Linked DNA regions of Mus musculus: region 2 is linked to region 1. The links are chromatin contacts, found by Hi-C or POLR2A ChIA-PET in ENCODE. All regions are on one chromosome and are shown on one strand. The core of a region is the stretch at or near the end of the contact, and the rest is flanking DNA. Distances in the headings are between cores, read along the strand shown. Region 1 overlaps Gm36235 (a long non-coding RNA gene). Region 2 has its middle 40 kb from the start of Gm40287.

The links. A loop is a pair of places that touch in the nucleus more often than their neighbours do. ChIA-PET counts read pairs that join two places held with the same protein, here RNA polymerase II (POLR2A).
Region 2: a loop to region 1 is called in a map of regulatory T cell, with 2.2 times the contacts of the local background. The contact joins two enhancer-like sites. A Hi-C loop is called at or near these places in 1 of 37 maps with a recorded cell type or tissue (regulatory T cell). POLR2A ChIA-PET finds 5 or more read pairs at or near these places in 1 of 5 experiments (embryonic stem cell).

The regions. Positions count from the first base shown.
Region 1 is chr12:16,007,794-16,011,744 of GRCm38, forward strand. The region is part of intron 1 of Gm36235 (a long non-coding RNA gene); the gene reads right to left. Among named protein-coding and RNA genes, the nearest start is that of Gm36235, 5.8 kb to the right of the region's middle. Within about 2 kb of position 1,542, at least 2 of the 3 ENCODE cell types and tissues checked have a DNase peak (open chromatin) inside an H3K27ac peak, as active enhancers do.
Region 2 is chr12:15,565,129-15,568,513 of GRCm38, forward strand. No RefSeq gene overlaps it. Among named protein-coding and RNA genes, the nearest start is that of Gm40287, 40 kb to the right of the region's middle. Within about 2 kb of position 1,555, at least 1 of the 3 ENCODE cell types and tissues checked has a DNase peak (open chromatin) inside an H3K27ac peak, as active enhancers do.

The DNA of each region.
Region 1 (3,951 bases), core at 292-2,791:
ATTGGATAGAAAGGTCTTGAGGCTGATTCTTTCCGTTGGGGTGGAGATGTAGTACCTGCCCAGGCTGAGCTTCCCCTAAAGTCAGTCACAGAGCTAGAGATGGAGAATTGGGCATTAAATTCCTTTTGTCTTAATGCAATACCTAACAGGAAGGAGAGGAGGAAAGCACATCATGGCCAAACAAGAGGAGTGGCATTTCCAGAGCAGAACAAGTTTGAAAAGAGAATCCCAAGCCCTACAAAACCAAAGAAAGTTTTTGATATAAAGCAAACCATGGCTGCCATGCTATATTTGCCCCTGCATATGTGAAACCACCATTTACAGAGGACAGTTAAAATATTTCCAAGCCCTGTCATCTGTTTTCTTTTCCTTGGACTATTGATAGTTCTTTTGACAACTCTGGGACCCACTGACTTAAGACTAGTGGCCCTGGAGAATTATTATTGGTGAACCTCAAACCAGATACCTTATGTGGAAGTAGTCACCAGGGGAGGGATGGGTGGCATCTACATGCCAAGGCACAAGGTTGAATCAGCAAAGATCTCTCTCTGATCTGTATTCTTATGTTTAGACATAAAGCCCAGACAGACAGTGTGACACCTGTCTTTCACACCAGAAAACCAGGGTCTAACATCTGCTCTGGTGGCTTCATTCTGACTTGTGGCTTTGAGCTGGCTAGTTCCTTCCTCTTTTCAGCCTCTGGGTCTTACACTCTGAAGCCTTCCACCAGCCACCAAGCCTCTGATTGCTTTTGCGCCTCTCCATCTTCTAATTTCGATTTTAGATCTCCTTTGCAAGTTTGCATGGCATTTCTTTATCCACATACTTCCTGTAACATGTTTCTCGAGATTTTTCATTCGTGGGTAGTTATCTACTGATCTCGCCAGCAGGAAAGACCTTCACAGAGCTTCCTATCTTAAGTGCATTTAAGGTTTAATGTACAGGGGCTCTTCCCCAAGGAAGACTTCACAAACAAGTCACAAGTTTGTGCAGGACATTTCTAGACCTCCTGAGAAGCCATCTAGACAGACTGTCCCTCAGAGATAACTATTATCAAATGCTCTTCTTTCCTATCCTTAACTGTGCTGAGATCCTGAGATGTTACAGCCCATCCCCCACCCCAAAGAGAGTATAGTAGGAAGTGTGTACAAAAGTGTGTACTTAAGCCCCCACCTCCCACCTGCCTCTGACACTCAGTCTCTGAGCAGGCTTGAGGTGGTCACTTCTGAAGGAAGTGCTGAGGGGGGGTTGGGTGGCTAATCCCATTGTATCAGCTTTCCTGGGAAGTAATTCACACAAGCATACAGTTATATTAATTATTAACTGCTACATTTCAGCCCCAGGATACCTGCTAGGCAAATTCTCTACCAGAGAGCTATGCTCTCCTCTTCTGAATTTTGCTTTCAGAGACTGAGCTGTTTACCTCTGCCAATTAACATGTTACTACGTCATCTCCTTCTGCCTCTTTTTGGTATAGTTTTGACTGTGTAGCTGGCTTAAGCCAAGCTTGTAGTCACACCAGGCCTGCTGGGCAGCACTGATTTGCAAACCCTGGTCTCTGCTAGCTTTTGGAATGAGTAGCCCTGACCTTCTCATGCCTGTTCAGCTAGTGTGGGGCAGGAAGGGGAAGGGTGGAGGAGAGTTCCCACCCTTTCCTGCATAACAACACAGGACCTCAAACGTGCACCCGCTACCCAAACAGCCAACAAAAGAACACTGTCTTCATGTGCCTTGTGTTTCTCCTTGCCCAAGTCCTCACATGAAATCATCCTTTAAATCCTTAAATTGTGCTTTTTAAAAAGGCTCTTTCAACCAGGCAAAATTGCCTCATTATTTGCAAGAATGTATCCACAATGCAAAAATAGTATATGAAAGAAAAGCTGCATCAATTAATATCCACATCTTACTCAGCTCTAGACAATAATTGCTAAAAAGAATGATTTCTACTAATTTAACATATTATCTGGGGTATGAAGAATCTTTCCTCCATATGGAGAGAAAAGAAGCACTCAGATTGGTCTGAGCAGTCCATGAGCCTTCTACCTGGCCTTTGTATTGTTATTATCATTATTATTATTATTTTAAATAACCCTGCTTATTATACTTCAAGAGGTTCCAGACAAAAAATTAGCAAGTTGTCTGCTGATGAATCACTGACAGCAAAGGCTGCAGACAGTGGAAGCAGCTGCCACACTTAGGGAAGACCTAGCAGATTGCAGGAAGGGAGCCAGAAAGCCCCAAGAATTGCCTCTTGGAGGCCTGTTTGACTTTCTCCAGCTTGCACTATTCAGTTTCCTCACCAGGACACTGGCGAGAAGGCTCTGCCGCAGATGTCTCTGGAGCTGTAGATTGGCATTTGGACATTTCTCCGTGTCTCCTGATGAAGCCAGGACTTGGCTACGGTGGTTCTCACAGGAGTGCACACAGGCAGGAGGACCCTGGTATGCCATGGCTTTCTCCTTCCTAACTTAGCTTTGTTTCCAAAACTCAGCTTTAATGACTGAATTAATTTACTATGTGCAGGGAGAAAGTCGCAAAGCCTGCCATTACAACCCACTTGCATCCCCAGTTCATGCCCTGTGCCCTCTCCTTCCCACCCAGCTTGCTCAGATTTCACCGAAAGGAGACACTCCTCCCCAACCGGAATCGCCTAAGGCAAGCTCACTGTGTGGGAATAAAGATGAGTGTGGCTCTTTCCCTATGCAGCAAGAGAAAAAGGAAGAGAGATTCTTTATCCCCCACACTGAGGAAAGCGCGTTAGTGTTAACTGTTACAAGAGCTCCTGTTGCCACTTTATGAAGTTAGCCTAAGAATGAGGAGATAGATGGAAGCGTCAGTCTTTGGACAAGCTAGGTAAAGTCAGAAATCACATTGGGGTGAAAGCAGGTTGGTCAGCCGTCCTGCGTCAAGCTTATCGTTGTGCGTCAAGTTTATAGGGCTCCCACCTTCCTTGCATGACCAGAAGAGAAACCGAAATGCAGAGCGAATGTCATGGAGAGAAAAAAGGAGAATACAGGCTGGAGAGATGCTTGTCCTGCTGGCATGAGAGAATGAGTTTGGACGCCAGCACCAACATAGAAAGCCAGGCTCAGAGACACTTTTGTAATATCAGTTCTGGGAAAGAAGAGCAGGTGGAGCCCTGAAACCCATTGCCCGGCTAGCCCAACTGAACTGATGTGTTTCAAGTTCAGTGAAAGGGCCTGTTTCAAAAAGTAGCTTAGTTGCTTAGCATTTAGGAGCACTTGTTGCTCTCGGAGAGGACCTGGGGTTCAGTTTCTCAGCACCCACATAGTAACTAACCAACACCCATGACTCTCTTCCCAACGAATGCGATGCCCTCTTCTGTCTTCTGGGGACAACAGGCACACACACGCAGCATATACAAACATGCTGGCAAAGCACTCATACACATAAATAAAATAAAATAAAATGAAATAAAATGAACTTTTTTAAAAAGTAAGCTAGAGAGCAATTGAGGATATTTAATGTCACCCTCCGGCCTCCACATACACATGGGCAAAGCCACAAAGATAGAAAGATATACTAGGGGCAGGGTTTCTGTGTTAAGGCAGCTCACTTGAGTATGCTGACACCTCTGTGGATGCAAATGGAGGCCTGGGAACTCGCTCTTCACCCCTGCAAAGCTCTAGCTTTCTTTCCTTGGTGCTCTGGAAGATGTCCCCAAAGCCTTCTGGAGAGTTCTGTTTTAGCATCCCTAATCCTGGAGGCAAGAGGGCCGTTGGGAACATGTCCAAGGGCTGAGGCTTCCTCAGCCCACACAAGAGGCCTGGGAGGTCAGTGGGCACAGCCCCCTGCATGTTCAGACGGAAGGGTTCTGAACGGAGTCTTGGCTCCGGAGGCTGTATAGGTTCAGGAAGCTGCAAGCTCAGTAGAGCCAGCCGGGAAGAAGACAACAGAGCTGGTGCTGGACCCTTTGATCCCCACAAAGAA
Region 2 (3,385 bases), core at 305-2,804, 440 kb before region 1:
CATCTGTTTGTTTCTTAAATTTATTTTTGATGCAGTAGGAAATGCATTTTATTCTATTTCAAAGGAAGTTGAGAGGTCTTATAAGCTAATCTTTGAACATTAATATCTTAGATATATACAAATTGTAAAATAGACAAAAATACAATTTTTTATAATATTCTCCTTCAACTTTTTACAGGTTTAATACAGATACAGTGTGCTATTTTTTAATACAAGGACATACTATACTTTGAGTGTATTCCCTAAGTAGACCAGTACTCTCCTCTGCTTCCCTGTCTCTTCTACTTCCAGGTAGTCCTTTCTCTTCTCCTAGACTATTCTATTTGCAGACAATCAATGCCAAGTGGGGACATGATGATTGCATAATTTAATTATGCATGAATTAGTGTCTTGACCTTAGCAACATTTTCAGCAACAGAGTCAGAAATTTTGAAAACTATAATTACTTAAAAAAAAATAAGCATAGCCTAGATTCTGGTTGTATAATAACGATACCAGACTATCTGATGGGTTCCAGACAGTGTATTTGTCCAGGTATTTTCTTTACTCTATGATGGCAACTTGTCAGCTTAGTGAATATCTACTTACAGGAATATGTAGCCAGATATTTAAATTTATTTGGAGTTCAGCCTAACTTATTAATCAATCAGCACAACTAAGCATTTAAAGTGTCAAGAACCATATCTGACAGACCCAGACATAGAGCGGAGGATGGTCCGTCACATGATAATGATCGAAAAAGAGACGGGCATGGTAGAGGGCAAAATTGTGGCTGGCAACAAGCATCAGATTTTAGTTTTCTGCAAATGAACCTAGTCTAGGGGAGTTGTTCAATGTACATGTAACTGTCTGTGAAAGTGGTGAGCTTCCAGGACAAGAGAAAAATAACAAAACAATATTGAGATATAACTTTTTTTCCTACCACTTACACAATTTTAGTTTTGTAGATGAGAATTGAGATGAGTGAAAAAAAAAATGCCAATCACTGCTAGTGTTCTTTCTTGCTGCACTCCAATTATATAACAAAACTCAGGCATTTTAACAAGCAGAGGGCTTTTCAAAAAAAAAAAAAAACCCTCTGAGAACAGAGGAACCCAATTCAACTGTACTCAGAGTGGGAAGGAAGCAGACAGGATGACCTCATTGTTGTGTTTCTAGGAAAGATGAGTCATGCAGTCTGCTCAGATTCAGGGTAGCTGGAGGGAAGCTGGATATCCATGATGCTTTCTTCCTTTTTAATAGGGACCAGTCTCATGTTTCTTTTCAAACAAAAGGAAAGAAAACACTTAGAAACTGGCCCAAATGAAGACAACATCGCTAGAATGTTCTGGAAAATATAAATAAATCTGTTTCAACTTGAGATTAATTGAGTTGAGTGTGGAGGGTGGGTAGGAAATAAGGGTCACATAAACTATCCAAAATCCCAGGCTCTCCTCTTTCTCCCTCCTGCCAGCAAGCATCCGCAAGTTCAATTCCAAGTTCCCTTTGATTCCCTTGCAAGAACAAAGGCCTAGTTCAGAGCAATGCAGCAGTGTAAGAAGGGGCAGGGAGCAGCCAGAGGCATCTGCAGCTGCATCAGACCCCATGAGGAGGGAGGGGACTGAAGGGGACATTCATGCTTCTCTCCAGGACAAACGTCTGTTGCTAAGTGGAGTGTGGTAGGCATCGCTGGGAAAGCTTTTTCTTCTTAATCGCTCCAAACTTTATACTGTGGTTTTATGACCCTATAACACAGCGTTTACTGAAAAGTCTACTACAGAGCAGGTGCTGTGGAGATTTATGGATGCAGAATTGCCACAGTGCCTAAGGGGCACCTGATTGCCATGTCCTGAGAGACTCTCTGCTGATCACTGTGGTTTTACCTGTTCTGGAAAGTTGTTATGCCACTTTATCAGTCTCTAAGAAGAAAAATAGAGGTCACGGTGACCTTTTATCAAGAGTGGGGAAATGTAAAATGTACATTTTCCTTGAAGCTCCATTTCATCAGATTCATCATAGCAGGAAAACAGCTTGGAATCCTACTGCAGGTTTGTTTGCTTTCACAGCAGGCTAGTGGTGACTTCCTAAAATTAGAGCTCAAATTCTAACAATATCCAAAAACAGCGTCCCTATAGCTTGGCTCTGAAGTTGTAGCAAGTATTAAATGTATTAATAAAATCTTAAGGATTTAAAATATTTTATTTCAGAGAATTTCATAGACATAAGCAATTAATTATGGCCATATCTAGGCTCTCTTTCTTCCTCTAGCTTCCATTTCTGCAAAAATAGAAACCGTTAAACTTCATCTTGTCATACATAATCACTAAATTCAATTAGTACTGCCTAGAGGAGCGTGTTGAAAGGGGGCTTTTAAATGATTTAAAAATATTTATTTGTCTTATTTTTATTTAAATCTATGTCTTTGTCTATGTAAGTATCTGACATATATGTGTAGCTAGCTGCCCACAGAGGACAGAAGAACATTTCAGGTACCCTGGAGCTGAAGGTAGAGTTGCTGTGAGCCACTTGTCTGGCTTCTGGAAAAGAAACTCTCAGGTTTTTGAAAGGATGTGTTCCTAACCACTGAGCCATTCCTCCAGACCCATTTCAGAGTTCTCTAAAAGGATTTCAACCTGGGTAAATTTTCCCTTCCTTCTCTTTCTTTTGTTGTTGTTTTACAATGTAGGGGATCCAACCAGAGCTTTTCACATGTGAAGGTTGACAAACCCAAGGACTTGTGCATGCTTCATCCTCAGCCCATCTTCCCAACCCCATTTTTTGAACTAGGAACCTCAAACACAGCAAGGACAATGACTTATCCAAGGTTCCCGAGCTATAGGCCGTCCTGGGTTTCGGCAACAATGTTATGACCTTGAAGGTTCTGCAACTTCAGAAGGACCCCACCAGGCCAAACAGTTACACATGAGGTTTGTTGAGAGAGAAGAGCAAGGTGGTAGCAGAAAGAGAAGGGGGAAAGAGAGAGAGATTGGGAGGGGGGGGTGACATAATCACAGGTAAAGGTGGGAAGTGAGCCAAGGGGATTCAGGGAATATAGTGGCTGTTGCCTTGGCAACAGGTCTGCAGGTTCCACCTATGTGATGTTACTGGTTTCAGAGGTCCTGATACCAACACTAGGAATGCTATATGCAAGGTATGTATTTTGATTAAATTCATGTCATGGGACAACTGTTTCAAGTAGACTTGGCATATTCTCTTCCTGCCAAGGCTAACAATGTAACATCCAATTTTGGTAAATACACAGAATTAGTTTTATTCCTATAAAATGTATCTCAGGAAAGATAGCTCAGCAGTTAGGAGTGATTGCTGTTCTTCCAGAGGAGTGGAACTCAGTTCCCAACATCTACAAAGAATAATGGCTCACAATCTCCTGTAACTCTAGTTTCAA